Linked DNA regions of Homo sapiens: region 1 is linked to region 2. The links are chromatin loops, found by intact Hi-C in ENCODE. Cell type or tissue: prostate gland. All regions are shown on one strand. Each heading gives the region's core, and the rest is flanking DNA. Links, peaks and the distances in the headings are about the cores only.

Evidence for each region. Peaks named below come from ENCODE experiments on the same cell type or tissue, not always from the same donor. Only the 100,000 strongest peaks of a DNase experiment are listed, where the experiment ranks them.
Region 1: a loop joins it to region 2, with 2.5 times the contacts of the local background. A loop is called at or near these places in 2 of 110 quality-filtered maps.

Annotation. Positions count from the first base shown.
Region 1 is chr10:75,647,068-75,655,400 of GRCh38, reverse strand. The region is part of intron 2 of LRMDA (leucine rich melanocyte differentiation associated); the gene reads right to left. Among named protein-coding and RNA genes, the nearest start is that of MIR606, 99 kb to the right of the region's middle. In prostate gland, for the core only: a CTCF peak has its summit at 3,744 (motif pointing right); no DNase peak of the experiment used is centred there.
Region 2 is chr10:75,291,883-75,300,215 of GRCh38, reverse strand. It overlaps ZNF503-AS1 (ZNF503 antisense RNA 1), which reads right to left and starts at 3,833. Exons shown (of 4, transcript NR_038226.1): 1 at 3,565-3,833; 2 at 1,142-1,264. It also overlaps a transcript of ZNF503 not described here. RefSeq lists silencers at 4,953-5,002, 5,023-5,132. In prostate gland, for the core only: a CTCF peak has its summit at 4,962; DNase peaks (open chromatin) are centred at 4,825, 5,195 and 5,990; H3K4me3 peaks cover 1,804 bases; H3K27ac peaks cover 3,303 bases.

The DNA.
Region 1 (8,333 bases), core at 200-8,199, 360 kb before region 2:
CAACAGGATGGTCAACCTCCATGAACTGCAGCCATCACAACCTTTACCAACTTTGTGCTTCACTGTTTAGAAGTGATATGTATCTCAGAAATGTCAAAATCCTTAGAGAAGTATGGTGATAAAATGAATAGGCTGTTTGCTCTCCATACTGATACACCCAATTTCAGACTGTCAAAGTGCTTTTAGTTATAATAGGAAATGTACAAAGTTAGCTTTGCTTGTTTTGACAACCACAAAAAGGATTTATCAGTTACATGTACCCGTTAAAATGTCGAGGTTCTCAAAGTAAAAATGGATTATAGCCAAATCCTAATATTATTAATGTTTTCATGATAACAAACACACATAACTTTTCAGACAATTCTCCTCGCTGCCTCCGTGGGGAAGAGTTTTGGAAATCCAGTCCGCTTGCCAGAAATTTCTGTTATTTTTATGCAATAAGTCAAAAGAAGTCCATAAAAACTAGAGCAAAGTTAATTTTTTTCTGTTTCGCTTCCAAAAGTGTCACATGATTGTGATTTCAAATCCTTGAGCTGTAAGGATTTCTTTTCATTGTCTTCTGTTGTCTTCTCAAAGACATGCTTTTCTCATTCTTGCTTTCATTGCTTCAAATATATGAAACTCCCACCATTTTCTCTGAAAGCTCCTACAAAGGCATTGTCAGATTTCTAATTCTGTCAAACTTTCTTTTAAGTTGCATTACTGTGCGGTGATGCTGGTGTTCACATCTGTGTATGACTGTGGTTTGGTTTTACTTCTTGTGCTAAACTTACCCTAAGACAAACAAACTGGCAAATCTTCATGCCAGGAAATATTTCTAGAATAAAGAGAAGGAGAGGGGAGAGGACAAGAGCCAAACAATGAAATACTCCAGGTATTAAGGAAAAGGGAAATGACTCAGAACTTCCCAATTATAGAGTTGAAAGCTAAATCTGGTGGCCTCCATCCTCCCATTTGTATTGAAGCTCCATGAGTAAAATTCAACTAGTAAATTTAATATACTCCTGGGTAAGAACTGTTGGTGGCTCCCATTCAACTTATATAAACTGAGTAGATTGATGAGCATTATCTTAGTCACCCTCTAAGACAACCTTGTAAAGATGTAATGTCTCCAATGTACAAGTAAGGCTCAGAGACATTAAGACACCTACCCACAGTCATACAGCCAGTAAGTGATAGAGCCAAGAACTGGACCTTTCAACCACCTCTTGCTGAAATGATCTAATTCCAGATTAAAATTACTATATCACCAAAGGAAAAATCTTTCAACCAAAGATCTGCTTTCCAGCTTCACATTAGCCCATCCCTCCGCCAAAGAAGACAACACATTAGGGGCAGTGCCTGATCACGAGGGGCAGTGCGCTGACTATGGGTGTGACTTCCGGCACTGGGGACCAAATGTCCACATAGAGGCCAACCCGGGGACTTTACTAAACAAATGCTGGACAACTACAAATTTCTTAGCAGACGTAGAGAAGGCTGAGTCAGAGAGACGTGGAAAAAGGGTATACCTAGCAGGCAACAAAAATGAAAGGAATGCCGATGACATTTTTTTGAAAACAATGTCCTGTGAAACTGATGTACAAACACAGGTTATTGGGCTCAAGTTTCAAGGAGTGCATTTTCACACACAAGTATAAGATCATACTTAGAGTTATAAACTAAAACTAAAGAAAAATCTCTTGAAAAGATTAGCAATATAAGTGTTTGTGATTGAAGTTATGTCTAGATGGCTCTTTAGCGAAGCATACGTACATGTGTATGTTACACAGCACATGCAAGGGCAACCCACAGGCACTCTCCCAAGACTGTCCAGAAAATTATATTTTCATTATTACAGTATATTGTATTCAACTGGATATTTACATTGTTACCCTGCAACTCTCTCTCACTCCCCACTGCTTTGGGGAAGGGGCAAATTTAATTAATTTCAAATTAGATTTAGAGTCCTCCTTTATCAGACTTGAATACACCTCTACCTAAACAAGAAGGGGACAGGAACTGAAAATTTTGACTTTTCCTTCAAGAGACCAGACCCTCACCCATCACCTCGAAGTGACAATTAGCAGTTTCTGCAGCACATTATATGAGAACTAACAAGGCAAAGGAATTGAGGGCAGGTTTTTCTCTTCACGATCCTGTCTGAAGCTTAAAAGAAAGCCTGAACACTAAAGAATTCTGAATCCATGTCAGCTCAATAGAGGGCTAAGTCTTTTATCTTCACCTGGAATAGGAATGAAAGAAGAAAAACCCAACAGTTCATTCACTTCCCCAAAAATATTCTCTGCTTCAGTCTTAGAGAGCTTGGAGTCCATTAAAGCCAGAGTGGGTCTCAGAAATCACCTAATGTGACCACCTTATTTTAAAGGGGAGCAAACCTGAGCCCAAAGAAGTCAAGCAACTTGCCCAAGCAGAGAGAGTGTTCAGAATCAACATCTCTGGCCTTTAGTCACCACTTCTCTAGCAGAGGAGGGAAATAAAAGTATGAGCTTTACTCCAAGTGGTAAGAACTTTTGCCCAAATTTTTTTTCCAAGTGCTTGCAAAATTCTATATCAACATATGAATTATGTTTAAACTAGAAACAGGCATTAATGGGCTCAGAAAGAAGTGATCAAAGGGGACCCTATTTTCACAGAATGCTTCCTGGACAGATAGAAGAAACACACACACACATCCCCCAGAATACATGTCTGATAGACCCAGATATGGCATCTCCCACTGACTCCCTCAAAGGAACTCACCGGAAGACACTGCAGCCGAGGACAGTGGACTGTACATTTTATGAGAAAGTCAGTTCTAGACCCAAAGATTAAAACAAAGTACAGGCAGCTCAAAACCCAAGAGGGAAAGCTTAATGCTTCACAGAACTATTCACAGACAAGTTTAAAGAAGAAGCAGTTTATCAGACAAAATAGTTCTGCAAAGCACTGTGATATAGTCAGAAAAACAGCTAGTTCCCAACTAAGTTTATCTGCCCTGACAGCTTCTGTCTTGGCCTGGCAGAGGCTGAGTGTCTACACAGTGAACATAAAGATAACCTACAATGGCTACACATCCCCATCCATTTGCCAAAGGTCACTAAGGATTGAGCATTTTGCTTCAGTGCCTCCACTAATCCAAAGACATGCCAATCTGCTTACTGTTACACAACGTCAGGAGGTTTGGATTTTACTTATCGAGGGATGTCGGACTTGCTTTGTCAGAACTTGGTGGCTATTAGCACAAGGCTGAGTGCCCATGGCTGCAATGAATTTTTTAAAATTATCTGGTTTTAGGATGCCCAGGAAAGAGGACCTGACTAACAAGATGGTGGTAACTATTGTTGGACAACATTTCGCTTTGAGAACATAAAAGCCAAATGGTGAAGCAATGAGAAATTAAATTCATGGCCTGGAAAACAAGCCAAGATTTTAAAATGTCATGTTGATACAGTAGGTGCTCTTGAGAGTGGGGTAGAAAAGATGTCAGGAACTGGATTGATTGCATTTTCATAGCAATACTGTGTGATGGAAGTGGAGAAGTGTCAAGTCTATTGGTACCCTTAAGTGCTTTAGGGGCTCATACCATATCTTTCATCAAAACCCTATACAATGTAAAAAACCCACCATCATATAGCTCAATGTGCTCAGTCACCAAGGCCTACAAAAGACTCTTCCCATAAAAGCCTAAGCAAGATTGGCTGGGTCCTTATGCCTTCCTTTTGGGCCACCGGGAGGTGCTGTTAACAGCAGCATGGCTCTCAACTGACAGATAACTTGGAAAGATAAAGGTGACTATATTCCCTCTTCTAACACAGCTTGAAAATCTCCTCCTAGTACGCCTAAGCCAACATGATTTGGCTTATACACAGATCCTAAGAGGAGCTAATATTTTTCCTTGAGTGTCCAGAGAATGGATGAATAAATGAGCTTGTTGTGAGAGACCACAACACTTCCTATTGACTTCCAGCTGCAGCCTAAGAAGACTGAAATGCACAGAAATCCCTAAGTGGGAGAGTATCCAAGGGCTTATGACAGTGTGCACAGTCTTCAGGGCTGAGCGATACCCTCAAACATAACCCTTTAGAATCACATTTTCTGCCCAGATCCTAGAGCATGGAAGCAGCTTTCTTCTTGAGCCCAGGTTTCGGGACTCATGGATTTACCTCACAGCTCACTGGTAGATGAGGTATACATGATTGGTGCTTAGGGATATATCCTGTCTCTTGCCATACAGCAACATTTTGGCATAACAGCACACAGAGTACAGAAACCTCACTGTGAAAATATACACAAGGCAAGAAAGAAGGAAGACACGGGCCTTTCTAGGGCTAACAGAGAAGAATGTCAGGAGAGAAAAAGACAGAGAAGATCAGGTAGAAAATGGTGGAGAGAACATTTTGGGCCAAGTGTTTTTTTTCTCTTTTCACAACAATGTGAATGACACAAAGAGGCTTCCCTGACCTGAGGAGAGAGTAGGCTGCCCTTTGATGCTGGGGCGACCATCTATAATGCTGATGAGAGTTCTCTCTGGCCCTGTTTGCCCACCATGGGGGCTCATCCTTTGACCGCATCCTCACCCCGGTGCTGACCTCCAGTTTAGTCATGGGACTGCAGGAAGAAGGGTCATCTGAGGGTCAGGAAGATGGTGGCCCTCACACTCACCAGAAATCTGAGCCTTCCAGTTAGAAAAGGGCCCTCCCTCCCTTTCCTTTTAAAGACTTGAAAGACCATTCCAAGTCTGTTTTCTCTGTTGACTTTAAAATCGCCAATACTATCACCTTTCCTTTTCAAAAGTTGGGCAGAGAGGCAAAGAATTGTGGTTGTGACCTGTTCCAGGGTCAGAGCCAAGAGTAGACCCTGCATTGCAACTCCTATCTAGCGGTCTAAATGTTTAAATTCTGCTATCTCTCAACCTTATCATGAAAAAAAAAAGTCAATAATTTAATGGGGGAGACAAAAAATAATTTTGTTATTAAAAGAATAGAGAACCTAGAAATAACTCTTGCATAGATGGTCAAATGATTTTGACAAGGTTACTAAGACAGTCTTTACAACAAATTGTGCTGGAAAACTGGACATCCACATGCCAAAAAAGTGAGTTGGACCCTTACCTAACACTATCTACAAAAATTAGCTCAAAATGGATCAAATAACTGAGCATTTAAGAATGAAAACGATAAAACTTTTAGAAGAAAACATAGGGGGAAAGCTTCATGACACTGGATTTGGCAATGATTTCTTGGATATGACACCAAAAGCACAGGCAACAAAAGAAAGAAAATAGACAAACTAGACTTCATCAACTAAAATCTTGCACATCAAAGGACACTATCAACAGAGTACAAAGGCAACCTATGGAATGAGAAAATATATTTGCAAATCACATATCTGATAAGGGATTAATACTCAAAATAGAAGTCCTAATGCTCAACAATAACATCAACAAAAGAAGACTCAATTCAAAAATGGGCAAAGGACTTGAATAGACAGTTCTCCAAAAACATATGCATATGGCCAATAAGTACATGTAAAGGCATTCAATATGACTAATCATTAGGGAAATACAAATAAAAGCCACATGAGATGCTACTCATACTCACTGAGATGGCCATCATCACACACACCCAAACAAAAAGAAGAGTTGGCAAGGATGTAGAGAAATCGGAAAGTTGTGCAGCTGCTATAAAAAACAATATGGCAGTTCCTCAAAGAATGAGAAATATAATATGACCCAGCAATTCCTCTTCTGGGTATACACCCAAAAGAACTGAACAAAGAAACAGGAAGAGATATCTGTGCACTAATGTTTACAGCAGCATTATTCACAGTAGACAAAGACAGAAGTGGTCCAAGTCTCCACTGATGGGTGAACAGATAAAATATGGTATGTACATATAGTGGCATTATTTGTAATAGCCAAAAACTGGAAATAATCCAAATGCCTATCAACATATGAACAGATACACAAGTGTTGTGTTCAAAAAACAAAGTGCTGAAGAGGTATCTGTACACTCATGTTTAGGAAAGCACAATAGCCAAAAGGTGGAAGTAACCCAACTGTTCACTGATGGATAGATAAGCTAAATGTGATCTATACATACAGTGCAATATTATTCAGCCTTAAAAATGAAGAAAATTCTGACACATGCCACAATATGAACCTTGAACATAGGCTAAGTGAAAGAAGCCAGACACAAAAGGATAAATACTGTATAATTCACCCATATGAGGTACTCAGTGGTGCTCAGTCGAATTCAGAGAGCCAGAAAGTAGAATTGTGGTTGCTAGGGGCTAAGGGGAGGGAGGAATGGGGAGTTACTGTTTAATGGGTTTCAGCTTTACAAAATGAACAAAGTTCTGCAGATGGATGGTGCTGATGATTGCACAATATGAAGGTACTTAATGCCACTGAACTGTATACTTTAAAATGGTTAAAGTGGTTTAAAACAATGGGTTACATGGGACCACAGCCCATGTAACAGGAGAAACAATCATTCCATAGCCCAGTGCACTGGAAGTTCGAGTTTTCAACTACTCAGAACATCTGTTTCTTCATTTTTGATATGGGAATATGCCCACCACCCAAATGAGACAGAGCACCAGGGAGTCCTGGTATCATCCCTAACACATGTTAGGCATTCAATAAACCTTAGTTACCTGCTCCTTCCCCAGAGCAAATACTCTCTGTTTCCAACTTAGAAAAGTGAAACTTCCTTTTTTCTTAATTGTCAGGTTTGCTGTGAGGTAATTGGCAGCTTCCTTTGATTTCAGGATTGCTCTAGATGTTTTGCACAGAGAGGCTCCAGAGTCTTTGTAGGGCTTGATGGCCAGATAATGAGACTGTATTTCTGCTCACATCCCCAAGCAGACCAGGACCCAGGCCCACGTGGTCCATATTTGCATATGTGGAGCAGCACAAAATCTGAATGCAAGTAATAAATTTCCTATAAGAGCCCCCTGCACAGTCTCTACTTAGAAAGTCGAAATAGGACACAGGAAAAAAACACTTTTCCCGGGTTTTCTTTGATTCTCAAGCAGATAATTCTGCTCCACTGAGCAGCCCAAGTTGTAGGGAAAGGCACACCATGCTAGCAAGAGGCAGTGTGGCAGGGTGAGAAGCATCAGGTTTCAGAGACACAGAACCTTGGTTAAAACTCCAGCTTGGCCACTCACCATGATCTAGGGCAAGTTCTCAAACATTCAGCCTTGTTATCCTCATCTGTTAAATAAAGAGAACAGCCCCTGCCTAACAGGGTGGTTGTGAAGATTACTTAACTTAATGTACATCCTGATATAACAGTTATGAGAAAAACAAAGTATCACAGTATGAACATCAGCAGGTTCCCTGTTATATCCCTAAGCCATACTAGCTGAGCCACCCAAAGGGAAGTTGTGCTCCCTTTCTGAGAAGTAGCATTTGGTATCATTTGGAGGCAAGGGTGGAAACCATTCCTTTCAATACCCCATCTTCAGGCAAACCACAACTGCGAGCTCCAGAACTTCACTCTCCTGACTCTCGTGGTTTGGTGTGGGTAGGGGTGGTGGGTGAGAGCAGAAGTGGGCAGGAGTGGGACCAGAGAGAGACTAAGAGAGACCTAGAGACCAGCTACCTTGGTCCCTCTCTCCAAGTCCAATTCCCAGTCACCAAGAGGGCCAGCTATATCTTTGATTTTCGGTTCCATGAGATAAGTCAGTGCCTTTATAAGTCCTTTATTTATGCTTAAGTTATCTCAAGTTGGTTACTATTTTAATGCAATTAAGAGTCTTGACCAAGACACAAACCCAGAAGCCATACCCATACAGGGGTCACAAAAAAAGCTCTTACCTCTTCTACCTGCCTTCTCTCTTTGTCACATCAGCACACATCAGTGGGATGTACATGACCCATTCTGCTCATTCACCTCTTTGTTCAAGAGCATGCCTCCCTTTCTCCCCTACGTACACACACCACCACTGCCACTACCGCCACTCTATCTTGGCTAATTATACAAACTGCCAACAGCAATGTGCTGGTATTAGAAGCATGGAGTTGGCACCTCCCTCTGCATGGTCCCCAGCCTGTTTGAGTCTCCTTCATGGGGCTGAAAACCACCCATAATTACCTCCATCACAGCCAAAGATTTTAGTAACAATAGAGCATTTAAGTCTTTAGGGTTTTAAAAAAAAATTGGACATGGTTGCAAGAGTTCCAGCTCAAAGTTGCACTTTGTACACACTGCCTCGGGATGCACTTCCTACGACTTGTTGCAGCTGGTGAAGGAGGGTAGGAGAGGAGGCAAGCAAGGCCTCAGGAAAGTCTGGCAGCAAGAGCCGGGGAGGTCCGGGGGAAAAGCAGCGTTGGGCAAGCTCCA
Region 2 (8,333 bases), core at 285-8,284:
AAAGCAAATGGGAGAAATATCGCTGAATTCTTTTTCTCAGCAAGGAACATTCCTGAGAAAGAGAATGTGCCCCTGAGGGTGGGCCTCTAAAATGGCCCCCTTGGGTGTGCCAGTCTTCTATGGTTGAGACTGTAGGGATGAAATAAGCCCCAGTCTCCCATAGCGCTCCCAGGCTTATCAGGATGAGGAAATTCCTGCCTAATAAATTTTGGTCAGACCAGTTGCTCTCAAACCCTGTCTCTTGATAAGATGTTATCAATGACAATGGTGCCCAAAACTTCATTAGCAATTTTAATTTCAACCTGGTCCTGTGGTCCTGTGATCTTGCCCTGCCTCTATTTGCCTTGTGATATTCTATTACCTTGTGAAGCATGTGATCTCTGTGACCCACACCCTATTCACACACTCCCTCCCCTGTTGAAAATCACTAATAAAAACTTGCTGGTTTCACGGCTCGGCAGGCATCACCGAACCTACCGACATGTGATGTCTCCCCCAGATGCCCAGCTTTAAAATTTCTCTCTTTTGTACTCTGTCCCTTTATTTCTCAAACTGGCCAGCGCTTAGGGAAAATAGAAAAGAACCTACGTGAAATATTGGGGGTGAATTTTGCCCGATATCTGGCTGAATTTCCCCCGATAATTAGAGACAAAGGATGTTTTATAATGATAAAATTGTAAATACATTAGGAAATACCAATTATAAATATATATGCACTGAACAACAGAACCCCTAAATACGTAAAACAAAAACTCATGAAATTGAAAGGAGAAATAGATAATTCGACAGTAATACTCAGAAAGTTCAATAGCTCACTCAGTAAATGCAGAAAAAACACCTGACAAAATCCCATGCAAATTCATGATTTAAAAAACGTTATGGGGGACAACTGGATATCCATATGCAAAAAAATAAACTTAAACTCTTACCTCATACCATACACAGAAATTAACTTCAAATAGATCACATTCAAAAAGTTAAACAAGGCTGAGCATGGTGACTCACAACTGTAATCCCAGCACTTTGGGAGGCCGAGGCGGGTGGATCAACTGAGGTCAGGAGTTCGAGACCAGCCTGACCAACATGGTGAAACCTCATGTCTACTAAAAACACAAAATTAGTTGGGCATGGTGGCACATACCTGTAATCCCACCTACTTGGGAGCCTGAGACAGGAGAATCACTTGAACCCGGGAGGTGGAGGTTGCAGTGAGCCTAGATCACACCATTGCACTCCAGCCTGGGCAACAAGAGTGAAACCTTGTCTAAAAAAAAAAAAAAAAGTTAAACATACACCAAGCATGGTAGGTCATGCCTGCAATCCCAGCACTCTGGGAAGCCAAGGCAGGTGGATTGCTTGAGTCCAGGAGTTCAAGACCAGCCTGGGCAACAAGGTGAAACCCCATCTCTGTTTATTTAATAAAAAATAAAACATTTTTTAATTTATATTAAAAAATTTTAAGTTAAACCTAGTCAGCGCATGACCCAGCAATCCCACTCCTACATATATACCCAAAAGAACTGAAAACATGGCCACATAAAAACTTGTACATAAATGTTCATAACAGCATTATTCATCATAAGAGCCAAAAGTAGAAACAATCCAAATGTCTATCAGTATAGGAATGGATGAACAAAATATTGTGAATCTATACAATGGAATATTATTTGGCCATAAAAAGGAATGAAGTTCTCATACATACTACAACATGGATGAATCTTGAAAACATTATACTGAGTGAAAGAAGCCAGGCGTTAAAGGCCACATATTATATGACTCTATTCATGTGGAATGTCTAGAATAGGCAAATCCATAGAGACAGAAAGGAGAGTAGTGATTTCCAGGACTAAAGGGAGGGAAAAGTGGGGAGTGACTATGAATAGATATGGGGTTTCTTTTTGGTGATTAAAATGTTCTCGAATTAAATAGGGGTGATATTTGTACAGCTTTGTAAATATATTAGAAACACATAATTTTACCTTCTAAAGTGTAGGCTTTACAGTATGTGAATTATATCTTAGTAAAATTATTTTTAAAAAATGGATCCCAGACCTAAACGTAAAACCTGGTAGTCTGGGGCTGGGGTTGGGGCTGGAACTGAGTACTGACTGAAAATTGACTCAGGAGGATTCTTTGGGATGATGGAAATGTTCTAAAACTGGATTGTGATCATGGTTGCTCTTTATAAACTTACTAAAAAATCATTGGATTGTTCATTTATAATGGATGATTTTACGGTATGTAGGTTTCACCTAAATAAAGCTGTTTATAAAATGAATCCAGTGAAAACAGAAATCAAAACATCACATGGTAAACAGTTGGGGAGAAGCTGGGATGAGAATGTATCTTAAAAATGAAATAAAGGAGGATAGGAGGTACTGGGGTAATGAATGTTATGTTTCTTCACCTCTTTATGGGTTGTAGTTTGTGAAAATTCATTGAGCTGTACTTTTGTGATATATGCACTTTTATGTATGTATTTCATATCACAATAAAAAGTTTCTTAAATGACATGGGCCTAGGAAGGGCCATGAATGAGCCAATTAACGAGTTACAGAAGCTGTGAAGCTCAGCTGTGCAGCTGCTCTTGGGTCTCTGTGAGATTTTCTGCCTTCCTTATTGCCACCATTTTACAGTAATACCCATTTCTAGAGCTAGCCTGAGCAAGTTTCTGTTTCTTACTATAAAAGAGCCTCATTAATACATCCACAAATACAGCTACTGAAATGAATGAAATCCACAAATACACCTCCAGAAGGGCAGGGGATTTTGTATATTGCTAAATCCCCAGTGTCTAGAACAATATCTGTCACACAGTAAGGTCTTAATGTACATTTCTTGAATGAGTAAACGAATGAGCAGAGGAATAGCTGTAGAGGAAGGAAGGTGTAGAGCAAGAGACTTGTAAACACAGACATTTTTCAATGCAGCCTAGCTAGAGTCGGGGGTGGGGGTCAGAGGATGAATAATGCCTCCTGGGAATGTCAGGAAAATGTCACAGAGGAGGAGATCTGAGAGCTGAGTCTTGAAGGATGAGTAGGAGTTTGCCAGGGAAAGAATACAGGAGAGTAGGATAGACAGAAATAAACACAGATAAAATCACACTGTTCTGAAAGAGGCTGGCACTCTTGGGGATCCTAAGAAGGCTCATGTGGCAGAAGGGCAAGGTCACAGTTGAGGACAAGTGAGAGATAAGGCTGGAGAGAGAAACTGGGGGTAGATGGAGAGGCTCACCTATTCCCAGCCAAGACACTGCAACTGACTCCCGTAGGAATCACAGCCAGGAGAGAATTTTTAGCAGGGGTCAAAATGGCTTTTTAGGAAGCTCACTTTGGCTGAGGCAAGAAGAGTTTCTCCTCTGAGTTCATGGGCCATCTCCTCTGTTGGTACCTACACGTCCTCTCCTGTATGTCTCTCTCTTTCTCTGCATTCTCTTCTCTCTCTCTCCCTCCCCCTGCCCCATGTTTTCATATCTAGATATCTCTTTTCTGCCTGTGGATTTCTTTCCATTTTTCTCTCAAGACATCACTCCTTGAAAATGTCCCTCAACCCCTTCCAGCTTACTTGTGCCCAAACAGCTTCGATTCCATCTTCAGGACTCATTCATCTCCACCAGGCTGGAGTCCTTCATAAAGAAGTAACACAAGATTTCCTCTTGAACAACAAGCTCTTCCGGGCTTCACCAGTTACAGATGAGAAGCCTGGAGGAAGGGGGGGTGTCTGAGCCACCCTCTACTTGGCCCAGAAAGAGTGGGCCACCACCCTCCAAGACCTGCATGGATCCAATGAAGCAAAAACACCATGCTCTCCTCTCAGACATCCTGATGCCACTCACAACGTGAAAGGGGCCAATGGCTCAGAAGCCACTGCCCTTCCGGTCTCCTCCAGCAAATCCTAATACCCAGTTCTCATGCCGATGACCTTCCGCTCTGAAATGCTTCCTGGCATCCACCCATCCTCCCAGGGGCTGGACAACTAGGTCAGGGAGAAAACAGCCCCTCTACCATGCTGAGACAGGGACCCCTCTCCAGGACAATTCTCTTCCCTGAGACAAGAGGGTCAAACAGCTCTCCTAGACATGACCTCAGAGATGTGCAGCCAGGGCCCTGGCCCAATTTATTACCACGGGGCTATAATTAGGTTTGTTAACATACAGTCGAGTGTAGTCTTGTTGACTAGGAACTTAATCACGTTACTATTGAGTTCCTGTACGTATTGCTCGGGGTGACTGTTTTACTTGTAGAGTTATAGCCAAGCCCAACGGGAGGAAATTAGCTTTGGACACAAGTTTGGAGGGGGGTTCTTTTTCCTCCTGACTTTGTCTCTCTCTCTCCCCCCTTCCATGTGAAAATATTTAGCAAACAGTGACAATGATGAAAAACAGTAGGAAACAAAATGTTCTACATTAGTATAAAACATGAAAAATGCAGAAGGACCCTTAGCGGTACAACATGTGTTATGCTGGCTGGCAGTCCATTAGCTCTGATAGACATTTCACTTACCTAAGTCAAATATAACAGTCGAGTATTCATTAATATAAGAAGGGGCTGTGGAATCAGAGCTACCATCTGGCTGGGCCGACAGAATAATCTACAACTCATGATTAGGTCTAAGGAGTGGGGTTTCACTTTAATCTTTCTCATTGCTCGAAATTTCCATCTGCGCAGTTCGGCACATCATTTTTCTTCAAGACAAATGTGCTGTTTTTCATGTTCCAAAATTAGATCAGAAGAAAACGATTAATCATGTCACGGCCTGGGAAAGGAAACAAAGCTCCGATACTCTCCTGCTCTCGCTCCCAGCTCCCGCCCCTCCCTGGCCCTGGACGGTTGCAAGTTTCGCTTTTCCCCCCCTCAACCTCTGGGTCTGCGGCACAACTTTGGGAGAGGCCGCCGCCCGCCAGGAGGAGGAGGGCGGGACTGCAGGGAGAGGTGTGAGGGCGCCCCGGGGCCCATGAGGGGGCGCGCCCCTGCCTCCTCCTGCCACCCCTCCCGGGGGTCGCCCAGGCGGGCCCGCCCCGCGCCGTGCCGCCTGCCCCCCGAGTCGGAGTCGCGGGCCCGGCGTGACAGGAAGGGCCCGGAGCCCGCCTCCCGCGCGTCCCCTCCCGGCCGCCGCAGCCCTGTCTGTCAGGCGGCTCGCAAGTCATAACAAATCCCTGGCGCGGGGCTGAAGCTGAGCATTTGCCGGAGCGTCATGGGGATGATGAATGACCCGTAGGCCTTTGAAGTGCTCTGCCAGTTCAGCTGGGTCCGCGGTGCTGACAGAGAAATATACACAACAGCGTAACCAATAATGAGAACATTAAACATTCCTGCGCCGTGACAGGCTGACAGAAAAACCCGGGCCCGCATCAATCATCGCGCAGATAGAACCCTGACAGGCGGCCCCTCGCTGACACCCCCTCCGCGCGCCCTCCCGGGCCTCCCCCTCTTCCTCTCCGGGGTCTCCCTTCTTTCTCTCCGGGCTCCCCGCCGCCCCTCCTCTCCTTCCCCACCCCTCCTCTCTCTTCCTTCCCCGCTCCGCTCAGTGTCCTCCCCCTCCGCCCTGTCCCCTGCCCCTGCCCTTGGGCGACTGCCTTCAGGGCCTCTCAGAGGTCAAGTGAGGTCTGGGCCACGTCCGTTCTGTGAGGCTGCCCGTGCCTGAACAGTGAAGAGATGCCACCCCAGAGTGAGAAGACTGCAGTCTTTGAAATTCAGCGTTAATAATTTGTGACTTTTCACCCATGCAAAAAAATAATAATAATACAATCATTTACATGAAACCTCATGTGGAACTAGGATCGAAAGCCCAACGCCAGGCCCTTAGGGAAAGGGAGCTCCAGGGGAACCCCGTCCGCCCTCTTCTTTGGGCGAGGGTCTTTTGGAGTATCTTCCTGTGTGACTTTGGCAAGGGATCCTTTTCTTTGTGCCAGCCCTGGCCTCAGCCCCTTTCTTTCAGCTGGATTTATCTGACTGAGATCTGATGTCTGGTCTGTCTGAAAGGGAAAAAACAGAGGAGAAACACAAAGATCTCCTCCTTTTCCTCCACCAGGAAATGAGATCTGCCCAGATAAGGCATGTGGGATGGACTCTCACCCACTTCCCAAAGGAGACGCTGGTAACCTCTTAGCTCCTCCCCGGAGCCTCCAAATCCTCTCTGGACTTGGTTTGGGCTGTGTTTTTTAGGATTGAGCCTCTACTGCGTCCTTGTGAAGGTGGGGCATTCCCCCACTCCTGTCACATACAGACCACCCCTGCCAGGCCCACTCCCCACTGTCCCTGAGGGCTCAGAGAAGAGCCCTGGGCTGGCAGTAAAAGCCAGGGTTCTAGTCGCAGCCATGAGAATTTGGGCAAGTCCAGGACTTTCCTGGACCACAGCATGACAACAGAAGTCTCCACCTTAGGATGCTTACAGATCTCTTTACATTCTCCAAATGCAAAGGGTTATTTTTCCCTCCTTTTATTCTTGGAGATTTTTTTTTTCCATTCTTGGCTTTTGAGGAGAGAAGAAACTCCTTGACTTTCCAAAACATCATGAAAAACTCCCCATAACCTACACACACACACATGCGCACACACACATACACACACGCACACACACAGATGGTGAGTGGACGGGGGGGGCACTCTGGTAATCCCAGGACAGAGGGTGTTATGAGAAGTCAAACAGAAGCCTCAGGAAGACCAGTGCTTATGCTCTGAGGAAAAGCTCCCTAATGGACAGGACTCTTCAAATCCATTTGCATATTTGTTCAGCAGGGCCAGCTCAGGTGTGAAGAAAAGAGCATCTGCTGAGGCAACGTCTCCTCCTCATGGCACAGGGTCATGTCCCTTCCTTCCTGCCTACCTGGAAAGGCCAGCTGCACTCCCACTGGCTCCAGGCAACTTGTTCCACCTGTCCTGGCCCACAATGACCTTGCCCTCCTCTGATGTCCTATGACCCCTGGCCCAGATGAGCCTCTCACCTGCTCAGCTAGACTTGAAGCTACTTGAGGGCAGGATGGTGCCATGCTTTGCTGTTCTCTGGGTCACCTGGGACGAGCAAGATATCTTGTTCTGAAATGCCTGCCCCACACACAGCCCCCTTCTCCAACGAACTGCCCCTACAGGCCAGCTAAAGGGGAAGAAGACCTCGGAAGCCGTGTTTATACTACAAATCCCTAACCCTTGCCACAACTGATGGGTCCAGTATTTAACACCTATCCCTGCAACCCATCGGATTCTCTCTTCCTTGAACATCTGAACTCAGCCACAGGTGGTGTGGAGCTCTCGAAAGTCACATAGGGCTCGGGGCTGGGGCAGCCATTTTGAGCCATGTACATACATGCTGAGGAAGAAAAAAATACCAAAGCCAATGTTCACAAGGAAACAGAAGAACGAGGAGGTAGGCAAAAAGAAGCAGACACGAGATCCCAGGGAGACCACAAGAAGACAGCTTAGCTTCTGTTTCTCCTCCTAAACTGCTGGACTTGCCTGTTCCCTGAGGTCTAGGTATCCTGTTTCTTGCCCTTAGGTGCCTGTGGAATCACTGGCCACTGGGAAAAACATATGACCCAGGCCTGGCCAATCATTCTATCCCATCTTCCTGCTAGTAATGATTGGCCCGGGAATAGGCATGTGAACCATGTCGGACCAATCAGGGTCCTTCTCTGGGATTTTTGTATATTGATTCCAAAAGAGATATGCTCTTCAATCCTTTTGAATTGAGTATAGTAAGGCTAGGACCCCAGAGCTTCTAGCAGCATGGCAGCTTCTATCTGGAAGAAGCCAATGTATCGCAGGAGCAAATGACGACAAATCCCATGCCTTTTTCCAGTCCATAGAGTTAGTCAAGCCTGAAGCCCACTCCATGCTTGGCCTTCCCAACAAGTGAGTCAATGCATTCTCTTTCTTGCTTACTCTAAGTTTAGTTTGTTTTCTGTCTCTTGCAATGAAAGAGAGCCCTCAGACTTGTGTTCAGGGAACATGTCAATTTAGGAGGATTCACCTAAAATAAATACATGATTCTACCCTCTTTTTATGTATATGTACATGAGTAAGAACCCACTGAGGCAGAGAACAAGGAGGGCTGTGATGGCCTTTTCTGATCCTCTCCTCCCCCATGGTCCCCTCTGTGACCTCACCCCTCATGCCAGGGAGTCAGTCTGAATAGTCTGCATGGATCTAGCTATTTCCAGGCCAGGGCCAAACCACTTGAGCTTCTGAGCCTGTCAGTAATGGTACTTCCCTATCCGTGTGGTTTGTGCCCATCCCCAAGCAAGACAGGAACAGGTACTGGGTACTGCAAGTGTCTGGCAGTCCTCACAGCCTCTGAATGAAGCTGTTTGTCTTGTCCCCACTGCCATCCAGCAGAAA